Linked DNA regions of Homo sapiens: all the other regions are linked to region 2. A link is a contact called in ENCODE Hi-C or POLR2A ChIA-PET data. All regions are on one chromosome and are shown on one strand. Each heading gives the region's core, a stretch centred on a gene start or an enhancer-like site at or near the end of the contact. The rest is flanking DNA. Distances are from core to core; before and after follow the strand shown.

Evidence for each region. Hi-C counts contacts between places; a loop is a spot of excess contacts on that map. ChIA-PET counts read pairs that join two places held with the same protein, here RNA polymerase II (POLR2A). Pooled maps may share reads with other maps.
Region 1: a loop to region 2 is called in a map of naive thymus-derived CD4-positive, alpha-beta T cell, with 11 times the contacts of the local background. The contact joins two enhancer-like sites. A Hi-C loop is called at or near these places in 1 of 168 maps with a recorded cell type or tissue (naive thymus-derived CD4-positive, alpha-beta T cell). POLR2A ChIA-PET finds 5 or more read pairs at or near these places in 1 of 52 experiments (naive thymus-derived CD4-positive, alpha-beta T cell).
Region 3: a loop to region 2 is called in a pooled map, with 5 times the contacts of the local background. The contact joins the promoter of CCNI here to the enhancer-like site in region 2. A Hi-C loop is called at or near these places in 2 of 168 maps with a recorded cell type or tissue (CD8-positive, alpha-beta T cell and natural killer cell) and 8 of 50 pooled maps. POLR2A ChIA-PET finds 5 or more read pairs at or near these places in 1 of 52 experiments (endothelial cell of umbilical vein).

The regions. Positions count from the first base shown.
Region 1 is chr4:83,438,255-83,442,428 of GRCh38, forward strand. HELQ (helicase, POLQ like) reads right to left here. Exons shown (of 18, transcript NM_133636.5): 7 at 3,051-3,149; 8 at 1,609-1,754. Among named protein-coding and RNA genes, the nearest start is that of HELQ, 15 kb to the right of the region's middle. Within about 2 kb of position 2,082, at least 2 of the 41 ENCODE cell types and tissues checked have a DNase peak (open chromatin) inside an H3K27ac peak, as active enhancers do.
Region 2 is chr4:80,171,230-80,175,622 of GRCh38, forward strand. No RefSeq gene overlaps it. Among named protein-coding and RNA genes, the nearest start is that of PRDM8-AS1, 24 kb to the right of the region's middle. Within about 2 kb of position 2,347, at least 5 of the 41 ENCODE cell types and tissues checked have a DNase peak (open chromatin) inside an H3K27ac peak, as active enhancers do; they include CD8-positive, alpha-beta T cell, endothelial cell of umbilical vein and natural killer cell, where a contact is called at or near this core.
Region 3 is chr4:77,074,739-77,079,004 of GRCh38, forward strand. It overlaps CCNI (cyclin I), which reads right to left and starts at 1,251. Exons shown (of 7, transcript NM_006835.3): 1 at 734-1,251. RefSeq lists silencers at 579-728, 789-1,138 and enhancers at 1,319-1,548, 1,447-2,417.

The DNA of each region.
Region 1 (4,174 bases), core at 832-3,331, 3.3 Mb after region 2:
AATGATAAAACCACACATGGGACAAACAGGTGTATAAAAAACTGAACTGTTAGTAGTTAAAGTAACTTCATACTTATCTCTATGAATACGACAGAGCCAATATTAAGATACTACAAAATTATAAGACAACACATTTCTTACTCAGGAAATTATATCCAAATGTCCATACAACTAAGTGTGAAGTTTACTAAGAAAACAAAGGCAGGCCAGGCGCAGTGGCTCACGCCTGTAATTCCAGCACTTTGGGAGGCTATGGGGGGCGGATTGCTTGAGCTCAGGAGTTCGAAACCAGCCTGGGCAACATGGTGAAATACTATCTCCATGAAAATTACAAAAAATTAGTTGGGAGTGGTGGTGTGTGCCTGTAGTCCCAGCTACTTGGGAGGCTGAGGTAGGAGGATCACTTGAGCCCAGGAGACAGAGGCTGCAGTGAGCTAGCTGAATTTGTGCTACTGCATTCCAGCATAGGTGACAGAGTGAGACCCTGTCTCAGGAAAAAAAAAAAAAAAAAAGGAAAAGAGAAAAAAAGGCAATGGAAGATACAATTCATTTCCACAGTGGTAACAGTGATTAGTCCTTTGACTGACTAAGCCAGTTGTTCCTGTCCTTGGCTATATGTTGGACTTGCCTGGGGAGCTTTACAAAATGATATCTGGGTGTCACTCCCAGAGATTCTGATTTGTCTAAGATGTAGCCTGGACTTTGGAATTTTTAAAAGCCTCCAAGATGATTCACTATGCACCCAAGGTTTTGAATCACTGACCTAATATTACTTAACATTCTCATACATATAGTCTTAGGGTTTTGTCTTTTTTTTTTCCTTTTCTTTTTGAGACTGAGTCTCCCTCTGTCACCCAGGCTGGAGTGCAATGGTGTGGTCTCAGCTCACTGCAACCTCTGCCTCCCAGGTTCAAGTGATTCTCCCGCCTTAGCCTCCCGAGTAGCTAGGACTACAGGTGCACGCCACCACACCCAGCTAATTTGGTATTTTCAGTAGAGACAGGATTTCACTATGTTGGCCAGGCTGGTCTTGAACTCCTGACCTCATGATCCGCACACCTTGGCTTCCCAAAGTGCTGGGATTACAGGCATGAGCCACCGTGCCTGGTCTTCTTTTTTTTTTTTGATGGAGTCTCGCTGTGTCACGCAGGCTGGAGTGCAGTAGTGCGATCTCAGCTAACTGCAACCTCCGCCTCCCGGGTCCAACAGATTCTCATGTCTCAGCCTCCCCAGTAGCTGGGATTATAGGTGCAAGGCACCACACCCAGCTAATTTTTTGTATTTTTAGTAGAGATGGGGTTTCACCGTGTTGGCCAGGCTCGTCTCAAACTCCTGACCTCAAGTGATCCACCCACCTCGGCCTCCCAAAGTGCTGGGATTACAGGCATGAGCCATGGTGCCCAGCCACCTTAGAATGTTTCTCTGGCTATTTCACATGTGATTTTTCACAGTTAAAATTTCTTTCTTCAAGGTCAAGGCCTTCAGTATACTAAAACAACTTAATATGATGTTTTGCAAGGCATAATTAGTGTTTGCCCAATAAAATTAATACATAGTCTGTAATTCCTAATAAAAATAAAACAGGCTATTTAAAAAATATTAACATACTTGCTTAAAAATTTGCATATCATTTCTGCTACATTTTCACAGTTCTTCTTACTAGGACAAAAAACTAAGCAGGAATAATTGGGAATAACTTCTGTCACCAATGCTACCAAGTGATCAGGATCCATCTTTTTTAGGGTATCAGAATACTGCAAAACAACAAGATGTAGGAACAAAGTGGTTAGTAAACATGAAACCCTGTCAATTTTTTACCAGTGTGATTTGAAAGGTAAATAAACCATCTATAATTCTAAACTTCTAATTTAATAAATCTGATCATTTAAAAGAAAAGATGAAATCTATATTAAACATCAAAATGTTCAATCTCACTTTTCTTTTAGGTTATTATGATTTTCTTAGGTCTAGTTAGTCTAAAAAAAAACCTAGAATTAAACAAGTGAATTAAAGAAAATTAAAGAAGTGAAAATAGTTAATGTTATTAATAGCCTCACTACATGCCCATCTCCACCACAGCAGAACAAAAAAGTCCACAGAGAGAAACACAGATTGATCCTAATAATAGTTAACGGACTGTGTAAATAAGACATGCCCTTTACAACCATTAAGTTTTCAAAAACACAGATTCAATCATACTACTGAATTATGACAATTTTTGTAGTCACATGAGGAACACAAAGAACATGAAGAAAAAATGTGAAGTTATTTAAAATCTATTTCTTCAACTTTACTAAAGACATAGCTGTAGAATAACACATCTTCACAGAATTCTAAAACTACTGTATAATCCCTTCTTCCCCTTTTTAATATCCTTCATACAAGTCATAAAACACTAAAATTTACATAGTAGACATTAACATTTTATACACCAATATCTGAACTACATGGTCCATAAATTATTCTTTTGTTGTTGTTGTTGTATGAATAAACATTTACAGGAGAGTTTTCCAAATTTTCTTTGTTCACAGCCCCAGGGCCCAAAGAAATACTTTACAGTTTTGTTAATTAAATAGTGAGGTCCAAACAACTTAATAAATACGTACTTCCTCACAATTTAGTAGCTGTTAGAATAAATAATACACATCAGTTGAGTGAAAAAATATTTTTATTTCATTCTTAAATAACCACAACAGCTCACTAATGGGATGTGTGCACAACTTGGTACTGTCTTTCAAAATCTGAAATAAGACTGGACACAGCTATTCTCTTCTGTTCCAGATTGATTTTCACACGGTACTTGCTTACAGCAACTGTAAAAACCCCAACTTCACAAAGATATGATGTCATAGAAAAGAATATGGTGTGATCTAATGTTGAAACTGGAAACGAGCTATCTTGAACTGGCAGTCTGCATGGTGTCCAACAAATGTCAAGCATCAGCTGTTTCTCTGAAAAATCTAGACTATTCTACGGAATCCATTGGAAACTCTTGTTGTGCCCCAGACACAAAGTCTGGTAACCTGGAATTTAAATGTTATCAATGTTACCTTATAATTAAGAAGACGTGAAAAAGTCATGCCATTCTCAGCTTTGCTGTCAACTTCATATATTGTATCATTTATTTTCAGATATTCTTTTAACTCAACCTTGAATTAAAAGGACATTTGCAATTAATACGACATATAAATTCATCTTTCCAGTGTTTTAAATATTGTAAAATAGGTTAAGAAAGGACAGCTATAAAAGAGTTTAGCTTTTCTAAGATACATAAAACATGCTTCAACTTAAAAGTTCTTGCTTTACCATTTCTTCTTCTTCTGTTTTGGTCTCTTTTTCCCTTAAAATCAAAATAGAGATCAATATCCTTGAAGAAATATGTTTGAATTCAGTAAACATCATATCCAAAAAAGAAACCACACACTTCTGTATTTGTCACAAAAAGTGTGAGTCTTGGTGTTCTTAACTTTTACTAAGGTATCATCTGTTTTATGTCTCAAGATCTAAAACTTTGTCTTTTTTTTTTTTTTTTTTTTGAGACAGGGTCTCACTCTATCACCCAGGCTTGGAGTGCAGTAGCATGATCACAGCCCACTGCAGCCTCAACCTCCAGGGCTCATGCTATCCTCCTACCTCAGCCTCCTGAGTAGCTGGGATGACAGGCATGCGCTACCACGCCAGGCTAATTTTTATAGAGATGGGGTTCCTCTATGTTGCTGAGGCTGGTCTTGAACTCCTGGGCTCAAGCGATCCTCTTGCCACAGCCTCTCAAAGTGCTAGGATTACATGCATGAGCCACCGTGTCCAGCCAAAACTTTCTGTCTTATTATTCATCAGTTTTAATTCTAAATACCACCACACTATTTTTCTTTATTTGTCGACAAAAACAGTTTGTAAACACAGCTCATTGCATTTTATAATAACAATAACAATGTCTACTGTGGCAATTAAGTTAAAAAATATCTCTTGAAAATGTTCCTATCTGGTTCAAATGTAAAAACATCAATTTTTTTTTTTTTTTTTTTTTTTTTGAGACAGGGTCTCACTCTGTAGTCCAGGCTGGGGTGTAGCGGCACAAACACAGCTTACTGTATCCTCAACCTTCTGGGCTTAAGTGATCCTCCCATCTCACCCTCTCAAGTAGCTGGGACTATATGTGAGTGCTAATATGCTC
Region 2 (4,393 bases), core at 1,097-3,596:
GGTCCCAAAATTTCCTCTCAATTGCTTTTCACCACAACTTCTACTGTTCTTGAGAGTGCCCTTAAGTTTAAAATTATCTACACTTTGTTTGGAATAAAGTAAGATCCCTTGGGAAGAGATAAAGAGTTGCATGCTTTATGGCCTGATTCTCTCCCTAGGCAAAATTTCTGAGCTAGAGCACGGAGTTGGGGGTGGAAACAATGACAAGCTTCTCTCTGAGTAATACCCTGGCTCTAATTGCTGAATGCTTGGTGGATGGGGTGAGAGAGGAGTTTGCAGGTCTTTCAGCTTGCCACTCATGGTGTGGAAACTTTACTTCAAAGGCCAAGGAAAAGGCTCCCAAGGCTCCAGTATTCCTGTTAACAGCCCAATTGGTTCATCTTACCCACTGCCCAGAAAAGCCAATTCCCTGAAAATAGCAGATACTGCAGCAAAGAAAGAGTTTAAGTATTGAAAGCTCGGAGGCTAAGGATAATTTGGCAGGCAGGGGGTTAGGGACTAGGTCCTGCTGATTGGTTCAGGATGAAATCATAGGTGTATCCAAAATGTTCTTCATGTGCTGAGTCAGTTTCAGGGTAGGGGGTCACAGGATTGGTTAAGTCAGTTCCCTGGTATGAGTCACAGATCCAGGTGGCATCAACTGGTCAGCCAAAGTGCAAAAGTCTGAAAAATACCTCAAAGACCAATATTGGGTTTTGACAATACCGTTGGTATCTATAAGAGCAATTAAAGAACTTACAAATCTTGTCATCTTCGGAACTGTGGCTGGTTATCATTTAACTACATCTACATCTTACCAGAATTCATTCCCCACTCATAATCCTAAGCTTTTGGCCTTTCATTAGTCCTACAAAGGTGGTTTCAGTCCCCAGAGGGGGTCAGTTTTTGGGGGAGACTATTATCCTTTATTTAAAGTTAAACTATAAGCTAAATTCCTTCCACAATTAGCTTCGCCTACACCCAGGAATGAGCAAACACAGTTAGCTTGTTAAGTTAGAAGTATGGCAGTGTCAGCTAGGTTACATTTCTCTCACTGTCATAATTTTTGCAAAGGTAGTTTCATTCTCAATGCACCACACCCAAGGTAGAACTTCCTTTTTACAAGAAAGTGTTGGGTGGGAGAAGGAAGCTTCCTCCTCCCAGTTGTATTCACCTAAGACTTAGCCTTAGCAACAGACAGCTACGGGCAGGACCAAAAAAGCTCAAGTTATGTCCTATTGCAATGAAAGCCCTGCAGCTGACACCTAAGGAATATAAAGAGTCATATTCTTGGCTGCAGCGTCTGGAGTAGAGTCTCTGCCTCACTGAGCTGGGAGGGGCAAGGAAAGTAGTAGTTTCAGTTCAAATGTCACAGACTCACCTCTCTTGACAGATATTCATAATTTCCTCTAATAGGTATTTCTTTATTTACCATTTGCCCTTAGGACCATTTCCAGAGAATTTAAGTGGTTGTTTCTTTACACACAATTTTCACCAGTTTCACTGAGGAGTGGCTCAGCAGAGTTTCCCACACTGCCATTCTAGAAGTCAATCTATTTCACTTGTATTTATTGTTCAGCTATATATGTTACTTACAAGACTCTTCTTTGCTTTCCACTCCTAATTTTCTGTTTTCCTATAGCTAACTCTGTCTCTCTCCTTTGAAACACTGACTTCCAACTTTATATCAGTCCTCTCAAGTTTTCAAACTCTTAGTTTCTATGAGATTTAGAAATCGGGCTTTTGTTTGTGCTGATGTTTACAGTGAATATTCAAGACTCTGATATTGGCTATAATTTTTTTTTAGAGTTAAAGTCTTCCTTTGTTGCTCAGGCTGGATTGCAGTGGCACAATTTTAACTTACTGTGGCCTTGAACTCCCAGGCTCATGCAATTCTCCCACCTCAGCTTCCTCAGTAGCTGGGACTACAGGAACGTGCCACCACAATCAGATAATTTGATTTATTTATTTATTGCAGAGACAGAATATTGCTATGTTGCCCAACCTGATCCTGAGCTCTTGGTCGCAAGTTATCCTCCCAGCTCAGTCTCCTAAAGCACTGAGATTGCAGGCATGAGCCATGACAACCGGCCTTGAGTATAATTTTAATCTAAGGCTTCAGGAAAGAGAGCATGCTTCTCCACCACTGTCCTCTTCCATTTTTTTGTCTGTGGGTTAGTTCAGGTTCAGGAGGAAGAGACAGGGATGGCAAAGTTGGAAAGAGAAAATGTTACTTCATTCTAAAATCTACACAGTTTGTGAATTCAAGGGAAGCCATTAGTAGGAGTTCCTATTGCTGTGCAGCTGATTTGTTTTGAGGTAGTCACCCTTTGTTGAAGCCTGGCTGGCTTCCTTGAAAACAATCAGCAAGTGACTAACCAGGCATAGTAAGACTGGTGCTGACACAGGAAACCACCAAATGATGAGAGACCTGGGGATGCCCAAAGGAAGTCAATAAAAGCATACTCTCAAATTCTTCCAGATTTTGGCTTGCAAAGCCTCCCAAGACTTCTGGAAATCCTTCCTAAATGCTACTAGGAATGTTCCAGCCAAAGGGCTCTGAGAAATGATTCTTTAAAATCTTGGATGCTTAAGTTTACAAAACCCAGTAAGTTTTTACTTCCAGTTGAAACTGTGCATGAAAAAGATGTTTTCAGAAAGAGTTCTCAGATAATTCTATTTGTGAATAATAGTAGTAATGTAATGGTTATTCTCCATTTGTCTCTCCAAAATCCATTCTCTGTCCTCTCCTGGCTCTATATTGCCAGAGGCTGACTCATGCAGATTCGTTAGCATGCTCCAGAACCTTGCTGGTTAGTTAGCTTCCGGTTGAGTTAGGCCATTGGAAGGCATTAACATGAAATTGGAGCATGTGAGAAAAGAAAAGATGAGTTATTTCTTCCCTGTCCTCTCCTTGCTACACCATTGTCTCTGTGTCAGTAGCTGTTTCTGTAGGTCTCACACTGGGCCCTTCTTCCAAGGTTCTGGTCCTTAGCAGACTGTAGAAACACTAATTCCTCTCCTAAAATCTTCTTGTTATGCTGGTTTCTGTGTCCCTCACTCTCTCGTTTGTTCTCATCACCTGGTCCACATCTTTGTAGCACTCCCTTACCTGAGGATGGGGCAATTATTTCCAAGACCACCAGTGGATGGCTAAAATCACAGATAATACCAAATGCTGTATATACTATGTTTTCTCTGATACATACATACCTCTGAAAATAATTGATTTATAAATTAGACACTGCAAGAGATGAACAATAAGATAAAATAGAACACATATAACAATATACTGTGCACTCCCCTATATATACACATGTACATATATTATATATATACATATAAAGGGGAATTTGTTAAGTATTAACTTACACAATCACAAGGTGTCACAATAGGCTGTCTGCAAGCTGAGGAGCCAGGAGAGCTAGTCCAAGTCCCAAAACTGAAGAATTTTGAGTCTGATGATAGAGGGCAGGAACCATCCAGCATGGGAGAAAGATGTAGGCTGGGAGGCTGGGCCAGTCTCTCCTTTTCACATTTTTCTGCTTCCTTTATATTTGCTGGCAGCTGATTAGATTGTGCCCACCAGATTAAGGGTGGATCTGCTTTCCCCAGCCCACTGACTCAAATGTTAATCTCTACTGGCAACACCCTCACAGACACACCCAGGATCAATACTTTGTATCCTTCAATCCAGTCAAGTTGACACTCAGTATTAACTATCACAACTCCACCCCTTGTCAACTTGAACCCATATATATCTCCTGAGATCATACATAATCTTCAAATAAAGACAATAATAAGGTCATAATTACACTTAAAATAATACAACTATCTTTCGTACAACCGGAAATGCACCAATACCCCCATCCAAATACTATTACATAAAGTTAACAATACTTAAATGCTGATATGAAGTCAATTAATCTTATGTCACATGATAAAGGAAAAGGAAATAAAATGAGGATAATTTCTCAGTACAAGTGTATACATGCACAAACATGTTTTTAACAAAAGAAGGAGGAAATACTCATGACAGTTACAGTCCTCATTTCTGCAGCTGGTCAAGTGGTCATAGCTGGTATTTATGACTACCTTCTCCTACTGCCCATTCTGTATTCCCTTTACCTTCAGCAAGCACCTCAGCAGGTCATGTTTTTTTTCCTGGTGGAGTGACCCAAACCTTCCTTCCTGAGGGGTCTGGACCATTTGTAGTTCTGCCTGGATTGGGCTGTTGTACTTTCCCATTGACCTTAATCACAGGGCATGGTAATACTAAGAGACACCCTAATGGATCACCTGTATTCCGTGCATATTCTTTCCTTACCTCCGTTGTGGAGTAGTAGACTGATTTCATCTTGATAGTCTGGATCAATAACCCCAGCCAACACTATAACTCCCTTCTTAGTCTGTT
Region 3 (4,266 bases), core at 1-2,500, 3.1 Mb before region 2:
AAAACATAAACATTTTAGTTCAAACCCCTTCAGAGTCTGAATCCATCCTACCTCCCGAAACACCTTCCACTGTTTTGATACCCAATTGTCAACTTCTGCCAAAAGGATCTGTAACGGAGCCCCCTAGCTCCAGCGGAGGCTCCTCTGTCCTCCTTTCAAATTCCAGTTATTTAATCTAGCCTTTAGAGCACAACTCAAATCTCACCTCCCCCGGATTCCCCCCACCCACCCGCCCCAAGCCCTGGGTAACGTTGCCCTCCCCCGAATTTCACAGCACCGGAGGTTCACCCCATTCATTTGGCATTCAGTCTGCCGTGCAAAGTTAGTAATCCTCCTGGTGTCCCCGGAGAATCGTTCAACCTGAGGGTGGGGGTGTGTCCCCTTCTTTGTGTATTAACACGGGCTCGTAGAGCCTCCAACACGCACTATAGAGTAGCTAATTTGCCGCTGCCACAAAAAAAAGTTACTCGCTGACAGAAAAACTGGCCCGAAAAGGAACACAGTAGTGCCGTTTTCAAGTGGGCAGGTGACGGGTCTGTCTGGGCCGGAGAGGACGAAGAGGGCGGCCCCGAGGTTCCCCGGGCTGGGGGATGCGGGAGGGTGGGTCTCCGGCGAGCAGCGCGCGGCCAAGGGCGCTGCCACGGGGGCGGCGCGGGGGGAGCAGCGGGGCCCCAGCGCGTCGACGCCGGCCGCGGAGACGCGTCGAGCCCCCGCCCCCGCCCCCGCCCCTCACCTTCTCCTCCTCTTCCTCCTCCTCCTCCTCCCCGGCAGAGCTGTAGGCCTCACAGTGGTGACGCGGGGTCATCCGGGGGCCCGTTACCACCTCATTCTCATAGGCGCGCGGAGGCGGTGCGCGCGGGACGACTCGGCCAACTGAGGAGGGAGAAAGGGGAAGCGGATCGGGGGGCGCGGGCGCGGGCGCTGGCGCTCGAGCGGGACGCACGGCTGCGGCCGCTGGGTCGGTCAGCGAATTAGTTCCATGATGACCCCCGGCCTGAGGCCGCCGCCGCTCGAGCCCGGGTTGGGAGGGGGCTCCCTCTCGCCATAGGGCGGCGGGGGCCGGGGAGAGGCGGGGGGTGAGACCGGCTCTGCCCCTGCCCGGGGAAAGCGCCTCCGAGGGGAAATGGTGAAAGGGGGGGAGGGGAGAAAAGAAAAGAAAAAAAAAAAAAGAAAGGGGAAAGGGGGGAAAAATAAGAAAAAGCGAGACAGAGGCGCTGCCGCGTCCGCTCGCGGGGAAGGCTGGGGAGGGAGGGGAAGAGAGGGGAAGGGAGGAAGAAGTGCCGGCTTCCTCGGCTCCGCCCTCGCGGACCGATTCCTAGACTCGCCCACTCCTTGTAAACTACGCGGACTTGGTCTTTCACCCTTCCTGTTCCTCCCCGCCGCCTTCCCGGTCCAACGAAAGTACAGAGAAGTGCGGCCGAAAGGAGACGGGCTGGGGAAGTCGTTGGCACTAGGATGGAAGGAGGGAGGACGTTTTCTCGTGGCTAAGAAAAGCCGAAGGTCCGTGGACTCATTTTCCTTGAAGGAGCGGAAGGGTTGCTTGCAGACCGCACGGTGACGTCAGCGTCTCTGGGCCCCCACTGAGGGGGCGTGCGGTGGCCGGAGAGTGCGCTGCGCATGCGCCTGGGGAAGAAAGAAGCGGCCGAGCGCTGCGCTTGGGGGAGGGGATTTCACGATCCGCTCCTGTGGTCCAGCTTTACAGCAGCTTGGTTTTATCTAGCCCTACTCGTCCCCAGGCTCTTAGAAGGATTCACTGGGAAGGGGCTACTGATCTCTTGGGTGGAGATCTTGCAGATTTGTTGACCTAGCAAAGTATTACGTGTTCTTACCGTTGACATGTAAATAGAATTGCGGTTTTTCTCACTGCCACATTGTGTGGGTGGAGGGAGATTCTAAAGGGTTTTAGGAATCGGAAAATTAGGGAGAATCAAATCATGGGTGCTTAAGGCCTCAGTGAAACACTGTAAATTATACTGCTGACGGCGAGGAACCTGCTTGGCAATGTGGCAAGGGGATTTTATCCACTCAACCAACACGTCTGAGTATTTCCGAATAGGTTTTATTACCAGGTGCTTAAAGAATGTGTGGTGACATAAATGGGTTTTATTTGGGGTTCTGTTAGTACAAACGGTAACTTTTTGCTATTTTGATTGTTTTAATTATTTAAAAATATGTAGTATTACAGAGTTTTGAAAGAGGAAGAGCTAGATCTCAACCATTTATAGAAGTCTCGTTTGTTTTTTCCATTTGTTTTTTATATAGTTATTTTAACTGTCAGTGAAAAAATATGTGTTGAGTTTATTTAGTGGCCAGACTCAGCAAACTGGAAGTAGCCAAGACAGACATAGCTCCTGCCTTCATGGAGTTTACAGTCCAAACAGAGGATAACCATTGAGCTAATTATCACTATGTAAAATTACCAAGTACATTTACTTGTTTACTTGTGCATGTATCCCCTCCCTAGAATATAAGGTCGCAGGCGGCAGGGATCTTGCATGTTTCACCCTCTATCCCTGTGTATAAAAGGCTCTCAATATTTGACCAAGTAAACAATTCTGGTATTAAAACCGTTAAGATGGAAAATCGCCGGCTGCTGTGGAAACGCTTGCCTTTCCGCCTGGTTTGGGATATCAGAGAAGGTTTTTCTGAAGAAGTGACATTTAAGATGAGACTTGAAACCACTGGGCAAAGAATGATACAAGCAGAGGAAGTTATGTGAAAAGGCTCCGAAGCTGAGACGTTCTAAAAATCTCTGAAAGCTAGTGTGGCTGGCCCTCAGACAACTGAGGCAGGATGTGGAAGCAGAGGACAGATGCCATAGAACAGAAGAAGGAATGGGAAGCCCTAGGAGGATTTCAAGTGGGTTGTATCCTTTTTTTTTCTTTTTTTCACTTCATGTAGCCTATTATTATATGGTCTTCATTCAAAAAAGCCACCATTTTTCTGCATGTTACTCTTGAGACTGTAGCATTTCTGCATAATACTATTGAGAGTGTAACATAATTCCATTGTTAGACCATGAAATTGCTTCTGATTTTCACTCCAATAAGAATAATGCAAATTCCACTCCTAAATATATACCCAAGAGAAAGGAAAATATTTGTCCATGCAAAAACTTTTTTACAAACGTTAGCATTATTCATAATAGCCAAAGATGAAACAACCTAAATGTTCATCAGCTGGCGCCTGTATAAATCAAATGTGATACATCTATGTACAATCAAATTTTTATTTTTAAGAGATGGGGTCTGGCTCCGTGGCGCAGATGGGGGTGCCATGAGACTTCCTATGTTGTCCAGGCTGGTCTCAAACTCCTGGCCTCTAGCAATTCTCCCTCCTTAGCCTGAAAGTGATGGGATTACAGGCATGAGCCGTCACACCGACCTATACAATGGAATCTTATTGGGCCATAAAAAGAAAATACTAATACATGCTATAACATGCATAACCTTTGAAAGCAGTATGCTAAATGAAAGAAGCCAGTCACAAAAGACCACATATTATATGATTCCACTTACGTGAATGTCCAGAATAGGCAAATATATAGAGACAGAAAGTAAGGAAGTGGTTGCTTAGGGCTAGGGGCAGGCATGGGATTAGGGGATGATAGTTAAATGATATGGGGGTTTCTTTCTTTTTTTCTTTTCTTTTTTTCTTTTTTTTTTTTTTGGAAACAGGGCCTTGCTCTGTCCCCCAGGCTGCAGGCTGGAGTGCAATGGTGTGAACATGACTCACTGTAGCCTTGACCTCCAGGATCAAGCAATCCTCCTGCCTCAGCCTCCTGTGTAGCTGGAACCACAGGCGCATGCCTCCATGCCCAACTGATTTTTTGAAGGTTTCTTTTTGAGGTGAGAAAAATGTTCTGAGATTGATTGTGTTGATGGTTGCGCAACTGTGAATATTTAGGTTGAGTATTATCCAAAATATTTGAGACCAGAAGTATTTTGAATTTTAAACTTTTTTTTCAGTTTTGGAAATGTTTGCATTAAATTATATACTTACTGGTTGAGCAACCTAGTCTGAAAATCCAAAATGAGCATTTCCTCTGAGTGTCATGTTGGCACTCAAAAAGCTTTGGATTTTGGAGCATTTCAGATTTTTGTATCAGGGATATGCAACCTGTACTAAAAACCATTGAATTGTACACTTTAAATGTATTACTTCTATGGTGTTTGAATTATAATAAAGCTGCTACCCAAAAAATGAAAAACAAAAATAATTCAATTAACATCTTCATAACCTCTTTGGGGCTATTCCTAGGTCCAA